2 separate regions of the Homo sapiens genome follow, and region 2 is linked to region 1. A link is a loop called in an ENCODE intact Hi-C map of the cell type or tissue named here. Cell type or tissue: CD4-positive, alpha-beta T cell. All regions are shown on one strand. Links, peaks and the distances in the headings refer to the core of each region. The heading gives the core; the rest is flanking DNA. Region 1 overlaps ERG28 (ergosterol biosynthesis 28 homolog). Region 2 holds the start of BATF (basic leucine zipper ATF-like transcription factor).

Region 1 (8,085 bases), core at 1-5,000:
GATGGCCAAGGTGGAAAACGAGAAAGTCCTGGAGGTGATAATGCTGGCCTCAGTTTCTCTTCTTCTGTCTGGATACTGGTTCTACTTCTAGATACCGGAGCCCGACCAGCATACCCAGGATGGAGAAACCTTAAATACAGAGGAAAGACTAGTGACTAACATACATACGGTACCTTTCTTCTCTCTCTCTCCTGTGTCCACCCTCTGTACTAGCTCTAGAGCTGGCACAGCTCCTGTAGGAGGTCTAGGGTGGTTGGATGCTTACTTGCCACCATCAGGGGTGCCAGGACGCCAATCGTGGGAGCTGCAGTTCCATAGACAAACAACTCAGAGAGGAAATGCCCCAGGGCAAGGAGGAAGGTCCAGAGTGTGATGTGATAGAGCCTATAAGGAAGCAGACAGAAATGGGAACCAAAGTTACTGTTTGTTCAGAACAGAGGAAAAGTATCAGACTTCATACAGACAAATAAGAACCCAGGATGTCATTAAGACTTAAAAGAAAGGACACTTGTTCCTGAGGAAGAGCTGGTTATTTGATCACAACGATATTCTCATCTAGGGCAAAACTGAAGGTTTCAACTGCTAAACTGAGAGGAGAATGGTTCAGGCATCCAGAATGAACGTCCAGGTCTCAGCAAAGTGGTGAACTCAGCTATAGCAAAGCAGAGCCTGAATGATGACAATCGCAGGCAGTGTAGACAACTTTGGATCCAGCACGCTTACATATTCTATTTATCCAAATTGGTTGACTCTGCAGTCTAATCCCACCTGGCAGGCATCTGGCCATGCACTTGTCGGTGTTTATAAGATGGATGCCACAGAACGAACGGCCTCATGGGGAGTAAGGAGCAAGGACACCTCTGGGGCTTTTAGATGCTCTTGCAATATACGTTGGTTACTTTGTGCCTTAGCCTAGAAAAGTAGTCACATTGAGGACATGGTGACAACCTCATGGGAAAAGAACTTATCTTTCAGCTTTGACTATAAGGTAGAGAAGAGACAGGCTACTAGGTGACTGACCACTTTGTTTGCTGATATCTTTTTAGTATAAAATTTTTTAAAATTATGAAATACTTCAAACATACAAAAAAATTACTGAACACTATAATGAACACCAATGCAACCAACACCCAGCTCCCTCAGATCTTAACATCTTGACATTTTGTTTCAGACTCTTCTAATAAAAACTTACAGAGAAGAGTTAAATCATCCTGTGTATACTTATCCTGCTCTAAGTCTGTTCTCCCTCATCCCCACAAGTAACTGGTATCTTACATTTGATTTGTATCTCTCCTGTGCATATTTTTACACCTTTTTTTTTTTTTTTTTTTTTTTTGAGACAGACTCTTGCTCTGTCTCTCAGGCTGGAGTGCAGTGGCACAATCTTGGCTCACTGCAACCTCCGCCTCTTGGGTCAAGTGATTCTCCTGCCTCAGCCTCCTGGAGTAGCTGGGACTACAGGTGCACACCACCACGCCCAGCTAATTTTTGTATTTTTAGTAGAGATGGGGTTTCGCCATGTTGGCCAAGCTGGTCTCAAACTCCTGATCTCAAGTGATCTGCCCACCTTGGCCTCCCAAAGTGCTGGGATTACAGGCAGAAGCCACCCGCGCCTGGCCCATTGTGGAAACAATATGTATGTGTGTTGACTTTCAGTCTCTAGTTAGGGAGGGAATAGGATCAGAATGCACATCAGAAGTGCATCGATCAAAGTCCTAGGCTAGAAAGGTCTAGAAACAGGAGTCAGCGTTTGCAGCTGTCCTGTGTGGGGAGAGGTGAAAGTAAATGGTAACTGAGGTAAAGATAAGTCTGGGTCAGGCCGGGCACAGTGGCTGAAGCCTGTAATCCCAGCACCTTGGAGGCCAAGGTGGGTGGATCACGAGGTCAGGAGTTCGAGACCAGCCTGGCCAACATGGTGAGAACCTGTCTCTACTAAAAATACAAAAATTAGAGGGGCATGGTGGTGCGCGCCTGTAATCCCAGCTACTGGGGAGGCTGAGGCAGGAGAATGGCTTAAACCCAGGAGGCGGAGGTGGAGGTTGCAGGGAGCTGAGATTGTGCCACTGTACTCCAGCTTGGGTGACAGAGCAAGACTGTCTCAGAAAAAAAAAAAAAAAGAGATAAGTCTGGGTTGTCTTCGCTCACTTCAAAAGCACAACAATCAAAAGATATATCCCTCATACTCATCAGCAATTCTTCATTGTGGTACAGGTCTTTAAAATGATTGTTCAATCCTCCCTTCCTCTTAGTCACCCTGAGAGGTAGAACAGATATCTATTCTCATTTTATGGATGAAGAGGCCAAGGTGCAAGGAAGGTGAATAATGGACTTGCTACTGCAAAGCTAGTTACCAACAGAACTGGGCCCAGAACTAAACACACTGCTTCCAAAAGTATGTGTCATTCTAGGACAAGTAAACTGCAGGTTCAAGTTTGAAAAAAAATTAAAAAAAAAAATAAGGTTGAAGAGATCAAACGGCTAATAGCCCTGCTTCAAATCTCACTTGAGTCAGTCTTTCTTTAAACTAACTGTATCTCTAATATTTAGATGTGCAAAATCAGGAATGAAAATCATGACCTCCAGGGCTGCTAAGAAAAGACTTAATCAAGATCACGTAGATAAAAGCTCAGCATAATAAGAGGGGCTCAATAAATATTATCGCCTCCTGTTTTCCCCAGATGCCAAGAGCCTGGATAAGACAGAAAAACATTTTAATGTGAAGTTGGCATTCAGATAGCCTCCCTCGGTGACCTGAACAAACTGTTTCCACCTAGAGTGTGATGATGACTCCCGCTGGGAAGAAAGCTCGAGCCCCCTCTAGTGGCCAGCACTGGTTATGGCTTCTGATTGCCTGCAATTGTTCCACCCTGGTCTGTTTGAGTACCCAAGACAGGTAGATTCAGGAGCCCTAGCTTCTCTTTCACCCTCACCTGCTGATGCTGCATACACATACAACAGTTTACTTGTGGGTTCCTCTTTTTTCATGGATTGTGATTTCTGTTCATTCCTGCTTCTTAAGGAGGAATGTGAGAAAGGTATGTGTGGGTGGCTACTCTAAAAAGAGCATACCACTCTACTTCTTTAGTAGAAGAAGGGCTGATTCTTTCATAAAGAAGTGGAGGGGCATGATGCAGGCCACTGGATAATGGCCTGCCAGTTTGCTATGTCAGTTCCAAAGAATTTTCAGACTTTAATGAAGACCTGTTAGGTCTACTATGTTTTCTAGGCTTGGAGGGAATGTAACCTGTGAGTTTTTTATTATTCACATTCTAAGCTAATGCATTAAAATGATTAACAGTTCCCATTACTCAAGGTAACAGGTATGCCTCGCATCTGATTTCCAACAAAAGGATGCTAAAGCTCTTCCTTCCCTTACATACGTCTTGTTGTGAATGTCAATGGCACAGAGGCAGCGAATCACTGATGAGAGCAGCGTCCAGATCCCAAAGGTCCGAGCTTGGAGGCCATTCACTGTGTAGCAGAAAAAAGCAAGAGTGTTCAGAAGGGGAGACTTGAGGTTCCTTCCAAACTCCTCCTATTTCACTGGTGGTTCATGGGAGATAGGGAGCTGGACCTGACCTCTCTGTGGCTGGGCAGGATGGAGGTCCTAGTGGCAACATGGGAACTAGAAGGAATAGAAGGAATTCCAGAATGAGAACTTCTCAGATTCTCTTCAAATGTCTACAGTTGGAAGGGAAGTTCCAAGAGTGGAAACCCACAAAGAGCCCAGTTAGGCAAATAACTCCTAGATATAGTAATTTACCCCTTTTGTCCTGGAAGCCTAGAGGGTCTGGATCAGGACAGGTTTTGGGGAACGTTGTAGAGACTGATCTGGAAATGCAAGATGCCCAGGAGGCCAGCAGACTTTCAAGGCTGATCCAGGAGAGAACTCAGAGATACTGGGGACCAATTTAGATGCCCATATATGGTCTTTAAGATATGTGAGTGCCTGGGTCTCTTCCTGCATCCAGATCTATGCTGTTGGATGAACCAATACCAGGTTGGTTTCCTGTGTGCATGGCAGTGGGACAAAGCACTGTTTCTTTGGTGTTTGCTGGGGGCATCCTGCTGTTGGTAGCTTTGTTCTGACATTGCTGTATTAAATATCTTGTCCTGAAAGTATAGGTCATATTCCACCATAACAGTGGTTCTTGACTTTGGGCATTTATTACAATCAACTGAGGTAGTTTTATAAAATTACAAGGCCTGGGTACCAGACCAACTATATCGTATTCTCTGGAGGAGGGCCCCAGGCATAAGTATTTTCTAGAAACTCCCTGTTTGGGTAATTTAAATGCAAAACCATTGAGCTAAGGCATCCAGTGGCTCGGGGATGCCAAAACAGTGAAAGCAAAGATACTTCCTTTGCTGGTCTACTACCTGCTGAGTAAGATAAATTTTAAGGGACAAAATTGACAACTGAAAAGTCTACTAATGTTTACTTGGGCTTTAAGGATTTTTCCAGCCTTTGGAAAATCAGACAGCTCTCCCAAATTCACAATACTGAAGACCATTAGATGGTAGTGAGAAAAAATTCCATATGCCAACCAAATATCTAGCATTAGCCCTGGATAGCTATATTCTTTATAAACCAATTTGATAATGAGAAGACTAAGGACGTTTCTCTAGTTAAGAGTACTCAACCAGCCCTAACCAGATTAGGTATGAGGTGAAATTCTGTGGGACACTTTAGAGCACTGCTACTTTCAGAAGAGTACCATGAAGGCCCCTAGATCACAAGGGAGATGGCAGCCTCAGCTTCCGTGCTGGCTGAACACACACACACACACACACACACACACACACACACACACACACATAAAGTTCTGCTCAGCTATATGCCTTTAAGTCACATGACCTCTGGACCTCTTTGCCTCAACTTTAAACTCAAAGGGCTAGACCAGATGACCTCTAAAAATGTGTGAATCTATATAGGGTTCCATGACCACCTGAGGGCAGCATTTGAAGGTGAAAAGATGGAATTATTCTGCTCACTTTCCCAGGTTCTTTACTCTTATTATATTTGAGCTTTCTTAAAATGAGCCTTAGCCTACTTAATTTCATTTTATACTCAGACACTGCAGAAAAACGAGCTAGGTCAGAGCCTGAATCTGGGTTAGCTATAAATGTGACACAGAATTGTCATCTGCTGTGAAACAGTGCTGCAGCTTAAACTACCCCACACATCAGCGTGATGAAGTGGAAGCTGAAATGGACACTCTCAGTAGAGAGGCTCAGGAAGCCAGGAAAGGCTGCCATGGGCCTTCTTAAGTTTCATTTTGGGAGACCAACTTGAAGGGATTTTAAATACCTTCTCAGGGACTATGTCACGGAAGACCTTGAATTAATAACTCTCCATCTGTAACATGGAATATGAGTCATGTAAGCCCCAGAATCATGTAAACCTGATTCTGAAGAGGGCTTTGAGATATATGTAAAGCTTCTTTATGGCTTTCTTGTCAGGCATCACAGAGTCACCAAGTAAGTCTATTTCCTCACTTGCCCTTATAATGCTTTTTTTTTTTTTTTTTTAAATACATGAATTGCCCAGGGCAGTGTAAAATCAATGAAAAGTATTCAGAGAAGCTTGGGGGAAAAAGGGTCAAGTGCTCACCACAAAGTCTATTACTCCAGTAGCTGCCAAAGGCTAGCTAAGGCAGCATCAGAATCATCTGGGAAGTGTTTTAGCAACTGGATTCCTGAGCTCCACCCAGGTTCAATAAATAGGTTTGGTGAGGGAAATGGGTACCTGTGTTTGTTGACGTTTCCTAGGTTACTCTGATGTACAGCCTGGTTTGGGAACCACAGCATAGGGCCAGTCCTATAAGTCCTATAAAGGATGCAGAAATTCTTTGATTTCTTACCAAGGTTTGGCTTGCCAGTGTAGAGCTTTTCATAGAGAAAAGTGTGGTCTCGGAAGCTCTGCAGCGTGTTCCCCATGGCTATGATGGACACCATAACCAGCCAACTTCTTAACACATTCAGGAAACGGCTCATGACTCCCCTCAAACGTGGGAGGGCTTTTTGCCTTGGAAACAAAGGCAGAGGACATGAGACAATGAGGGCCAGTCTATGTTAACCATAAGCAGGAAGGGAGGAAGAATGAAGCAGGCCAAAAAAAGAAATTCAGTCACACTAATAGTGGTGAATGAACAGTATACTTTGCAATAAGTGGCACAGTACTTATCCTTGTCTAAGCAATTTCTCCAAAATATTACCCTAAATCAGAACTCCTTTTTCTGGGTTGGAATCAGTCCTCTATCTTTACTTCTATACCTTCATGTTTTCATGCCATTCCTTCGTAATGCAAATAGCTCAAAGGCGATTATAACTATACTCACAGACACCTGCCTGGCTATTGATGACGGATTCTTCCAAGTGTATGGAACTTTATAAATTTGAGTAGGACTTATGGTGTGAGGTCACTATTTACATCCCTAGGTTTTCTGGACTCTGGTTCTCAGGTATACCATGCTCCATAAACTAGAAGAACAATCTAAAAGTTAAAAATAAACTGCTGTGTGTCAACTCCAAATAAAATCCTAAGCCCATCACGGACTGAACAGAGCCCCTCTTGGCCTAGGGGACCCCAGAAAAATCCTAAAACTGAGCTCCTGGCCATGACAAGATGGGAGGTCTGACATGCCCTGTTATATTCGTTGTGTTTTCAGGTTTAGAGACAGCAACTTACCAGCATTAAAGTTAAAATAGAGATCATAAGAATGACACAACAGATTCTTTGTGCAATAAGATACCAAATTATAAACAAGACCTAAGGCCATGCCAGGCAAGGGTTAAGTTACACACTCCTACATTTAAAGAATAAAAGTTATATTCTGCCACAAGGTTTTTTTTTTCTCCAGCAGCTAGATGAACACTGGCCTTGAGATAAGCAATATTAAAACAATTGCAGCTCATCCAGCTCACAGAGGCTGACTACCTGACCCCTGTTCCACCAGTTGTAACTACAGCTTTGATTGGACAAGAGACTGATTTCAGTAATTTTCTCCAGATAAGACCACCAACCGTGGACTGCTCCTGGCCAGTTTAGCAGGATCACACACTTGAGTGTCTTGGTGTCCTGAAAAGACTTTTTGACGTATAGAGCCTAGGTGTGATAGACTTAAATGTTAGGTCTCCACTCCAAAGTGAACAGGGTTCATATGTGGTTACATATGTTTGTTCAATATGCATGTGTCAGGACAACCTTCAGGAATATTCACAGCTCCTCCTGTAACCTGTCGAATGTGTATGTTTAGCAAACCTGTTCAGCATGAAGCTCTACCCCAAACCCTTCTCCTTCAAAGTAACTGTCTCTGGTCTTGGTGGGAGGCACTCTTCCCTGTTGGGTGGCTGTAACCCTTTGCAAGAGATAAAGCCTCTTTTCCTTTTTTCCAAATTTATAAATTGTGTGTGTTTAAGTTAACGTGTGAGTTTAGGACTAGTAAGAAAATTATATAGCGAAGGAAACAGCAATCTTGGTGTTGGGTTGCAAGAAAATAATAGGTTTCAGTCATTGAGCACTTACACCGTGAACTGTGCCAAGCACCTAACATATATTACCATTTAATCTTTACAATGAGGTAAGCAGGCACTATTAATATTTCCATCTTACAGATGAGGGTTGGAACAGAGAGGTTAAACAAGTTTCTTAAGGTCACACAGCAAAGTTGGCAGAGCTGAGATAAGAATCATGGTCTGCTGGACTGCTGCAGTGCTACCTCATTGTTTGAGACTATTTTAATGAAGTTCCCATTTTTTGAGAAAGAAAAGCATACCATATCCACTTTTGTCTTCAAGTTGTATGGAAAATACAATTAGATTACATACTTTTTGTTTTTTAATTTATTATTTATTTATTTATTTTTTTGAGACAGGGTCTTGCTCTGTCACACAGGCTGGAATGCAGTGGCATAGTCATGGCTCATTGCAGCCTTGAAATCAAAGGCTTAAGTGATCCTCCTACCTCAACCTCTCCACTTGGGCTCAACTGATCCACTCACCTTGGCCTCGCCTCCCAAATGCTGGGATTACAGGTGTGAGCTACAGCACCCAGCCTTTTTTTTTTTTTTTTTAAGGCTTAGT
Region 2 (10,072 bases), core at 2,872-7,871, 130 kb before region 1:
AGAGTCAATTGGGGGCAAAGCTAGGACCAGAATGCTGCCTCTCAACTCCCCCTCGACCTCATATCATATTGCTTACATCCAGCTAAATGTCTCCTCAGAAATCAGTTGGGGAATATGGTGATTTTAAGTCCATAAATTCTTTATTTAATACTCCTCCCTCTAAGAGGTAGAGACTCATTTGCCTCCCCTCAAGTGTGGGCTGGACTCAGTGCTCCATTCTACTTTTTTCTTTTAGGTCAGCCTGTTGCCCAGGCTGGAGTGCAGTGGCTCAGTCTCAAATCACTGCAACCTCCGCCTCCTGGGCTTAAGTGATTCTTCCACCTCAGCTCTGCCCAGCTAATTTTTTGTAGAGACAAGGTCTCACCATGTTGCCCAGGCTGGTCTCAAACTCCTGGACTCAAGCAATCCTCCTGCCTCGGCCTCCCACAGTGCTAGAATTACAGGCATGAGCCATGCCACCCGGCCCCAAGAGTAGAACAAAGATGGAGGACTAGGTCATAAAAGACACTGCAACTCCTCTCTCTCTCTCTCTCTCTCTCTCTCTCTCTCTCTGTCTCTCTCTCTTTCTTTATTTCTCTCTCTTGTTGTTCACTCTCCAGGGAGCCAGTTGCCATGTCATGGGGAGGACACTCAGGCAGCCCCGTGGGGAGACTCATGTGAGGAGGAACTGAGATGTCTTGCCAACATCCATATGAGGGAGCCATCTTGTAAATGAATCTTCCAGTCCCAATCAAGTCTTCAGATGACCAGAGCCTCAGCTGATAACTTGGCTGCAGCCTCATGAGAGATCCTGAGCCAGAACCACTCAGCCAAGGTGTTCCTAGATTCCTGCCTCTCAAAAACTGTGTGAGATAATAGATGCTTATTGTTTAAAGTTGTTTAGGGTAACTCATTGTGTAGCAATAGATAGCTGAAACAGGAGGCTCTACATTTACTCTTTTTTTTTTTTTTTCTTGGAGACAGAGTCTTGCTGTGTCACCCAGGCTGGAGTGCAGTGGGGCAATCTCCGCTCATTGCAATCTGCGCCTCCCTGGTTCAAGCAATTCTCATGCCTCAGCTTCCCGGGTAGCTGGGACTACAGGAGTGCGCCACCATGTCCAGCTAATTATTTTGTATATTTAGTAGAGACAGGGTTTCACCATGTTGGCCAGGCTGGTCTCAAACTCCTGACCTCAAGTGATCTGCCTGCCTTGGCCTCCCAAAGTGCTGGGATTACAGGCATGAGCCACTGCACCCAGCCTACCTTTATTCTTAAAATGCCATAAATGCACAGAGTGTTTTGAGGAGTCTTTTATCCCAAAGTATTCCAACTATATTTCTTTTAAAAATTTAGGGCAATTAAGGCATTTTAATGCATGTGACCCTCCCCGCCCCACATTCCCCCACCCTTCATTATTTCAAACTGGAGTGGTCTTTTGAATTTTTTCCTGAACGTGTTTCCAGAAAGTTTATACCAAGTAAAACAGCTATATCCAAGTTCCTAGTAATTATTACAGCAATTACAAGGGTTCCAAGCCTAATAAAGTAATCTAAGGGCAGGAGGTTTGGAGGTATGGTTATTTCTTGGCATTCTTCTAATGACAGCCTGGAGCTGAGTAGCATCTTGGCAGTTGTCTACTGTTTGAATACGTTAGACTGCTCCCAACTCTGTCACTTGCTAACTGTGTGACCTTGGGCAAATGATCGAACTCTCTGTGCCTTAATTGCATATAAATTTTAGAATCTAATTATGATACCTGCTCTGTGGAATCCTGGGGAAGATTAAAATGAGATGTGGTAGAGCATGGTGCTTATAAGCATTGAACCAAATTGCCTGAGTTTGAGTCCTAGCTCCAGTGACTTTTCTAGCTGTATGATCTTGGGAATGTTACCTAATCTCCTTGTGCCTCAATATTCCACATACATAAAATGGGGTGAGGTGGGGAAACGGTGCTTACCTCCTGTGACTGTCATGAGAATTAAATGGAGCCAATTCATATACTATTCCCGGTACACAGTAAGTAGCATATGGCAAGGATGCTAGGTATAGTTGTGCAGGTTGTTCACTGTTCAAGGGCTCCAACCTGAGAGGTCAAGTGAGGGCTTGCCAGGCCATACGCTTTGGTATGAGGTTGCCTACCTAGAGGTGGCGCTGTTTTCTAGTTTGTACCAGGCCCTATATCAGCCAGCTGTCAGCATAAGGGTTTGTAGTATCCAGCAACCACTACCTTAATACTATCTTTAGGCTTTAGGCTGATGTTCACTGAGCGCATGCCAGTTTTATTATAACTGTTACTTGGTAGCTTCCTGGAGTTCTCCAGGATAACATCAGTGGGATGTGTATATCCCAAACCTTGCCATTACCATTCAGATACAATGCTGAAAATCAAATAAAAAATATTAGCAAGGTAAAAAGTTTAAAATCCTGCAGGACAATATTATATATTGCTTAGGCATACATACAGGTTTGGTTCAAGTATAGAAAAATGCATAAGAATGATAAACCCCACATCTGGATAATGGGTTACCTGGGGTGGGGAGGAAGCGGAATTAGAAAGGGATGAAGGAAGCTTCGGCTCTATTCATAATTTATTTCTTCAGCTTAATGGTGGCTACATAAGTGTTTATTATTTTTTAATCTTAAATATTTAAAAATAATGTATAATTAATACTATTAAATAAGACCCGTCTTTTTATGTAAAAACTAATTTTGCATTTCTCTCATTAGTCTCTGTTAAATATTAAATCAGTACATTGATTGGGAATGACAGAATCAAGCAATCATTCATTCAACAAGTGTTTACTTGTTGAATGATAGGATGTTCAAAGAGCTAAGAACTTCATCCATACGCTGTAATACTTAGAACGCTTGTAACATTTATAATAACCTGTTTGGTTATTTGACTATGTTTTCTTTTTTCTGTGAGAGCAGAGTCTCTGTCTTATTCATATTTAAGAATTCTGCTCTGTAATAGGTGATAAATAAATGTTAATTTAAACCGAATGAAACATAAATATGACTATTATTGTCCTGAAAGGGCTTTCAATACACTAGGATAATGCAGGTCATAAGTGCCATAAATGAAGAGCAAAGTGAATTCACTTATGCATTCATTCGTTTGAAAACCATTTACTCGGCATCTGTTAGGTACTGAGCATATGACTATAAACAAGAGAAACACAGACTTTGGTTTTTACAGGGCCCACTTCTCACCACTTTCATCACTGTCTAACTGGCCTATGCTGCCAGCATCTTTTGTTTGGATGGTTGCAGTAATCCAATACTGAAATCCTGACTCATCTCCCTGCTTCCACTTTGCTCCCCTATCGTAAAATCTCAACTGTGTCCAGAGAGATCCTCTAAAAACCTAAGTCAGATCATGTCACTCCTCTGCTCTGACACCTCCAATGGCTTCTCATCTGTAGGAGATTGTAGAAATTGCCACAATTAGTTAAATTTTTCCTATCGAGAAGTGAAGTCTGTTTCTCAACTCATTGAGTCTGAACTGGCCTTGTGACTCTCCTCGGCCAATAGAATGTGGCAGGTTCTGAGTTCTGTGCTAGCTCTGAGCCTGGGTTCCATGGGGCTTCGAATGCTTCTGCTCCTACTCTTGGAATCCTGCCACTATCAAATAAACATGCTCCGACCAGCCTGTTGGTGGATGAGAGACCATGTGGAGGAGAAATGCCCAAGGCAAAGCCAGGCCAGACCAGTCAATTATCAGCCAACCTACCAGCTGTCTGAGGACACATGACCGAGCCTAGCCGAGATCAGCCTAGCCCAGCCTATCCCCAAAGAACCTTTCAGATGACCCACAGACTCATGAGCCAAATAAATGGCTTGAGTCATCGAAGTTTCTGGTAGTTTTTTGGGCAGCGAACACTGATAGACTATCTCATTTAGACAAAAAGTCAAGCTTCTTTTTACTAACTGTATCCTCAGTACTTAGTGCCTGGCACATGGTAGATGCACCATGAACGTTTGTTGAATATATTAATAAAGGTGTAAATGGTTTTAACATTCTATTGAGGGAAACAGGAAAAAGATAAATCAGTAAACGAATAAAATAAGTATAAAATTGGGTAACTGCTATGGGAGAAATGAATAGTAGCTGAGGTAGAGGATAAGAATGAAGGTGGAAGGGGAAACCCTCCATGGGCTCACTGTGTCTTTCAGAATGAAAGCTAAAATCCTGATGTTGGCCTCTAAGGCCCTCCCTGACCGGGCCATTACCTCACTGACCTCATCGCCTGCCACTTTTGCTGCCTCTGATATCCAACTACCTGGCCCCCCTGCTCTTTTTCCAATACTCAAGCACACTTCCACCTCAGGTCCTGGAATGTCCTTCCCTGAGACACTCACCATTCACTCCCTCTCTTTCTTCGAATCTCTGCTCAGGTATCCCCTCTTTGGGCAAGGCCCTTCTGACCACCCAGAATTCCCTAACCTCCAACCCTGCTTTATTTTCCTCCATAGGAAAGGAATTTTGTCTTACTTAATTTAACCTTAGGGCAATATTGTCTTAGTCTAGAAATTCAGCTCATGGATACAAAAATCCTCTAGGAGCCGTAACTTCCTGTCAATCCTAAAATTTAATAAGGCAAATGTTTGGCTTCGAGCCATACTGGGAATAAGGTAAGGCCTTTTGAAAAAGCCACGATGCCCAGGTGAGGGTTGAATTGATCACTGAGAACCCTACAAATGCGCTCATGGCAAGGCTGGGAATACCCTACACTTACCCTCTCGGTCATTTACTTCAGAGTCTGCGGGGCATTCTAATCCGCGTTGTCATTTGCTTTGTGCCACATTCCTAAGAGGTAGGCAGGGCAGGTTTTATCATCCTCTGTTTACAGATGAAGATAATGAAGGTCACATAGCTCAAGTGAGCTACCCAGGGCCACAGACATACAAAGTGGTAGAACCAGAATTTAAATCTTGGTTGGTCTGACTCCAAGTGTAGTATTTGTTTCACTTTTTCTTTCTTTCTTTCTTTCTTTTTTTTTTTTAACTGTTTCTGCATTCTGGGTTCTGACCAGGTGACCTTGAATCATAAAGATTCAGGGCCTGTCTTGAGCTGCTCAATATGGAAGGCATCTTTTCTCTAAAGAGTGTGAGCTCCCTGCCAAGCAGCACAGGCGCTTAATAGGCTTTCAGAGCAGCAATTCTAGAACCTCCCTTGTGGCTTTCTGATCTCCCACAGCCCTTGTGTTTGATGGTCAGGAAAGGAGAATACCCTTGGATCGTCTTATCTCCAGACCACCCCGAGGCTGGCTGGACTTAAGGGGTGAGGAAAGACAAGATGGGTGAGCAGCTGCTTTCGGCTGAAAACCAGAAAGAAATCCCAGTGTTTTTGCTTTATTTTGGTTTAAAAATCAAGTCGTATGACAATGGAAACATTTTCCTGGTTGTCCTCTCCTCTCTGCCCATGTTGACAGAAGACGGACTTGCTAATTCTGGCTGGGGTTTTTCCCTGCCTGGGCTGTTTTTCTCTTTTATCTTCATCAATTGAAGAGGGCTGCTGTGTCTTTCAAACTGTCGGAAGGTATCTGTATTTTTTTTTCTTTCACATAATTCTGTAGGTCTTTTCCCAGATATGTATTTTTCTCTCTAACTTCTAACTCGCTGAAGTTTCCGCCCATGTGACTTCCAGCGTGAGTTACCAGAAACCACAAGAGAGAGAGAGAGCGTGCAAGCCCCAAAGCGAGCGACATGTCCCTTTGGGGAGCAGTCCCTCTGCACCCCAGAGTGAGGAGGACGCAGGGGTCAGAGGTGGCTACAGGGCAGGCAGAGGAGGCACCTGTAGGGGGTGGTGGGCTGGTGGCCCAGGAGAAGTCAGGAAGGGAGCCCAGCTGGTGACAAGAGAGCCCAGAGGTGCCTGGGGCTGAGTGTGAGAGCCCGGAAGATTTCAGCCATGCCTCACAGCTCCGACAGCAGTGACTCCAGCTTCAGCCGCTCTCCTCCCCCTGGCAAACAGGTAGAGTCCTCCTTTTTCTCTCTCCTACCTTCTGATTCTCCTGGGGGATGGAAAGAGAGCCAGGCTTCCTTGTCCTGCCCAGGGAGCTGAGGATGGAGGAAGTGGCTCGTTGCACGGGCACTCTGTTAGACTTAGGACATGGAATTTGCTACTAAGCTGTGCATATTGGCAGAGATCCTCATCCTTCCACCCATTCTGCCAAAGCCCCTTTTTCTCTCCATTTTCCAAGGCTGCCTATCACCTCTGCCTCACTGGGGTTGCCACCCTAAAAAGCTTTCTAGGAAGCAAAGAGGAGGATGAACATCAAAGAATGCAGAGAAAAGAGTCTACTGTTCTCCAAGGCTGTAGAAAAGTGAGAGGAGTTTTCAAGTGGGCCGCTGGCATGCACAGCTCAAATCCTAGATATGCAGTTTCCCAGGAGACAGCCAATAGGGAAGGGGAGAAAAGGGGTTAGGGAAAAGTTAAAAAAAAAAAAAAAGAAGAAGAAGAAGAGGAAGAAGGAGGAGGAGGAGGAGAAACCCAGGCTAGCATAGAAGGATCTCTCTACTGGGGCACTGCCTCTGTTGCTAGCACAGCCAGCAAGGGGAGATGCTAGAGGTCCAGCCAATATCTCTTTGCTTGTGGCTTCTGGATAGGAGCAAGGAAATGAATGAGGAGGTGGCTCTGGAAATTTGTTGGAAGACATTTGCTGGTAGTTCATCTTAGCTCTGGGGAAACCAGAGAGACTGAGATAGGGATTGTGGGAGCATTTGGAGTCTAGATTGTGACTTCCAAGTCCAAAGGTTTTAGCTTGAGGATTACCAAAAAAGGAGTGCCCTGCCCATCTCACAGCTTCTAGGGTTTTGTTCTGCACCACACTCTTGACATCCCTTGCTGTAGGAAGCCCTCCTCTTTCTCATCCGACATGTATCCGTGGGTTAAAATTTTCTCAACCTTCATAGTTTAAAAACTTCATTCTTTCCTTAGCACAGATATCCACAAGGGTTTTCAAAATGCTGCAGCCAAAATAAAAGTATATAAATATTGAACAGGGCGTATATCCTAAGCCTCTAATAACGGAGCAGCAGGCTGGGATGAGTCTGGGTGGAGACCTCTAGAAGGCACAGAATCCAGTCTGCTGCTCAAGATGGTGTCAGAGTGGCTCTGACTGCCTGGAAGTTTGTACTTTTCTTAGGAAGGAAATTACTCATGGCTTCCATGGTAACCTGGTGCCCCATCCCCCTTAGAGGAAGAGCACTTCCTTCCTATCTATGCCAATGACCTCCTACCACAAAGGCCTGAAAGTATTGGACATGTTGGTGAGCCCAGTACTTAGTGATCCCAGAGCTTTGCCCTTGGATCTGTGCCCCTCTAGCCTGTGGGAGACGTGGAAGGGAACAGGGCATGAGTTGCCAGGACTCCTACACCTACACTGCAGCATCTGGGAGAGAACTGGAGCTAACCTCTCTGCCCAGGCACAGGACATGCCTCTCTCTGGGTGTAATTAGAGAACACCCAAAGATCCCCTTATCCTACCAAGCACCCATCTACTGCCCACCACAGCCAGGTCACCTCCACCATTAACGTTCTTTTTGGCATTGATGTGCCAGGCATTGTGCTGGGGCCATGGGGAATGTCACAGTGGCTGAGCACAACGGAAGGAAAGAGGAGGCAGATCTGGGATGCACCCTCAGCTCAGGAATGCAGCAGAAGACCACATGGGGTGCAGAGTAGCTAGCGGGGAAGGGTCTTGGAAAGCCATTGGGCTCAGCACCAGAAGATGTAGCACTCTCAGATGACCAGGAGTCCTTGGGCACACTCTTAGAGCCTCAGTTTCCTCACATATAAAATGGAAATGATGATATCAACTTCACAGCATTGGGGAATTAAACAAGAGCACTTCTGAAAGAACACTTGCCCAGAGGTTGGCATATAGTAGGCACTCAACAAAGTCTGAAAAAAAGAAAACAGCTAAAAGAACAGCAAGAAGAGCCTAAAGGCCAAAAAGTGAGAGGGCGAGGGTGGAGCAGCCCTACAGAGGAGAGGTGATAAAACACACTTCATCGCCTTAACCATTTTTTTTTTTTTTGGCCAAATACAGCTCTATTGAGTCCTCAAGTTCTCTTTTCTTTTTCCTGTAGCTATTGGTCAAAAAAGTCAGAGACCTGGGAATGTGTAAGCAGGCATGGAGAAGAGCTCTCCTTCGGGTGCAGGCTTTTGGTAAATAGAGGGATGGAGGGTTCATGCAGAGACGAAGGCATGGAAGGATGGCTGGACGGATACCACACACCACCAGAGCCTGCTTTCACTCAGAAGGGAGATGCAGACCCATGTAATCCTCCCCGTCTCTGCTTCCCAGGACTCATCTGATGATGTGAGAAGAGTTCAGAGGAGGGAGAAAAATCGTATTGCCGCCCAGAAGAGCCGACAGAGGCAGACACAGAAGGCCGACACCCTGCACCTGGTAAGTGTTCAGATCAATCTTCATCCTCGTGAGCTTTAGGCTTTGCCCTCCGCCATCTGGGAACCCTTGGACCATAGCTTTGATTCTGCTTGTGTGGGGATGTGTATGTGGGGTGGGTTAGTGGAGGGTGAGGGCCGTGGGGTGAGGTAGGGAAGGGAAGCTGTCGTGAGAGTGCTTTAAGAAGGCTCTGTAGTCCGGGCGTGGTGGCTCACACCTGTAATCCCAGCATTTTGGGAGGCCAAGGCGGGTGGGTCACCTGAGGTCAGGAGTTCGAGACCAGCCTGGCCAACATGGTGAAACCTCGTCTCTACTAAAAATACAAAAAATTAGCCAGGCATGGTGGTGCATGCCTGTAGTCCCAGCTACTTGGGAGGCTGAGGCAGGAGAATCACTTGAACAGGCAGAGGTTGCAGTGAGCCGAGATCGCGCCATTGCATTCAAACCTGGGTGATAGGAGTGAAACTTCATCTCAAAAAAAAAAAAAAAAAAATAGAAGGCTCTGTAGCAGGGAATGGGCCAGGAGGCTGAACAGAGAAATGGGCCTTTCTACCCCAGGAGGGCTCAAGGGGTGGGAGAAGGCAGAGCTGTATTGGGAAAGAATTTAGAAGGTATCAAGTGCTTTGGGGACGGCCCATTGTCTCGCAGTGCAAGGACCACACATAGTCGCATCCCTTGGCAGAGACCCAAATGCCCCTGCATTTGACACAAGGAAATTCACAGGGCGCTGTACCAGATTCCTCTTTTCAGAGCATTATTAAAGTCTTATTTTGAAATTTCTGTCTTTAATGGTATCCCAAGGGGTCTATGAAAGATGCAATTTCAAGTGCCCTTATCTGGGATGATCACCATCCTAGTTGAGTTGCCTCTAGTCCCAAATTTTTCTAGAGAAAGCTTTTACCTCTGTCTTGAGTGGTCCAGGGGCCTTGAGCAGTGCTGAACTGCAGTTCCGCCAGTGGCCAAGGCCCTAGATGGTGTTTCTAGGTTCTGGCTGTGCCCCTTATAAAGTACTGCTTCCTCCCCATTGCTCATACCTTACCACCTTACCTCTCTTCACTCTGCCCCCAGTATGGTTCTTGTTCAACCAACTCTTCACTAGTTCCTTTCTCTCCATCCCCTCATCCCCTTCCCTAGCAACTCTACCTTCCTGCCCTTGCTCCAGAAACATTCCCTTACCTCTAATAGCCTAGCAATTCCTTTCCATGGAAAAAGTGCAATTGGCACCAAAAATCAATAAGCTTGTATTTATCTGGAAGATTAGCATGATAATCAGCCAGTTAGAATGGCTGTGTTAACCGTATCAAGAATAAGTAAGTAAGATGTAGTTTTAGGGGAAATAATGCATCTTTCAGCTTTACAAGGAAACAGAGCAGACTGCACCAACAGCTCTGATTGGGTGCTTGGGTTTTATTTGAAATGTATTCAGCTTACACTCCATTGCACACTAACATTAAATTCACAGCTATTTGTTAACTTTTTGGAAAGAATGAATGAACAGAAAGTCTGTACTAACTGTGCTCAACAGTCTGAATGTCAAGTTTTTGGTGGCCCTGCTGCTTGTATGTTCTCCATGATTTCACTGTGTCCCCACATTCTGGTTTACCACCTTAAGCTTGAACATCTATGATCCTTACCTCTTTCTCTATCAGAGTCTGATTCTGATTCACTATTCTTTAGG

What was found. Peaks named below come from ENCODE experiments on the same cell type or tissue, not always from the same donor. Only the 100,000 strongest peaks of a DNase experiment are listed, where the experiment ranks them.
Region 2: it touches region 1 in a loop (2.9-fold over the local background); 12 of 110 quality-filtered maps call a loop at or near these places.

The regions. Positions count from the first base shown.
Region 1 is chr14:75,651,506-75,659,590 of GRCh38, forward strand. ERG28 (ergosterol biosynthesis 28 homolog) reads right to left here. Exons shown (of 5, transcript NM_007176.4): 2 at 5,865-6,028; 3 at 3,381-3,471; 4 at 266-384; 5 at 1-129. The coding sequence starts at 5,997. The coding sequence ends at 50. Among named protein-coding and RNA genes, the nearest start is that of ERG28, 5.3 kb to the right of the region's middle. In CD4-positive, alpha-beta T cell, for the core only: CTCF peaks have their summits at 2,821 (motif pointing left) and 3,021; a DNase peak (open chromatin) is centred at 2,806.
Region 2 is chr14:75,516,792-75,526,863 of GRCh38, forward strand. BATF (basic leucine zipper ATF-like transcription factor) reads left to right here and starts at 5,678. Exons shown (of 3, transcript NM_006399.5): 1 at 5,678-5,954; 2 at 8,293-8,397. The coding sequence starts at 5,892. It overlaps LOC105370572 (a long non-coding RNA gene), which reads left to right. Exons shown (of 3, transcript XR_944037.3): 3 at 600-2,983. RefSeq lists enhancers at 482-551, 5,646-5,975. In CD4-positive, alpha-beta T cell, for the core only: no CTCF peak of the experiment used is centred there; DNase peaks (open chromatin) are centred at 4,800, 5,100, 5,650 and 7,160; H3K4me3 peaks cover 2,880 bases; H3K27ac peaks cover 3,947 bases.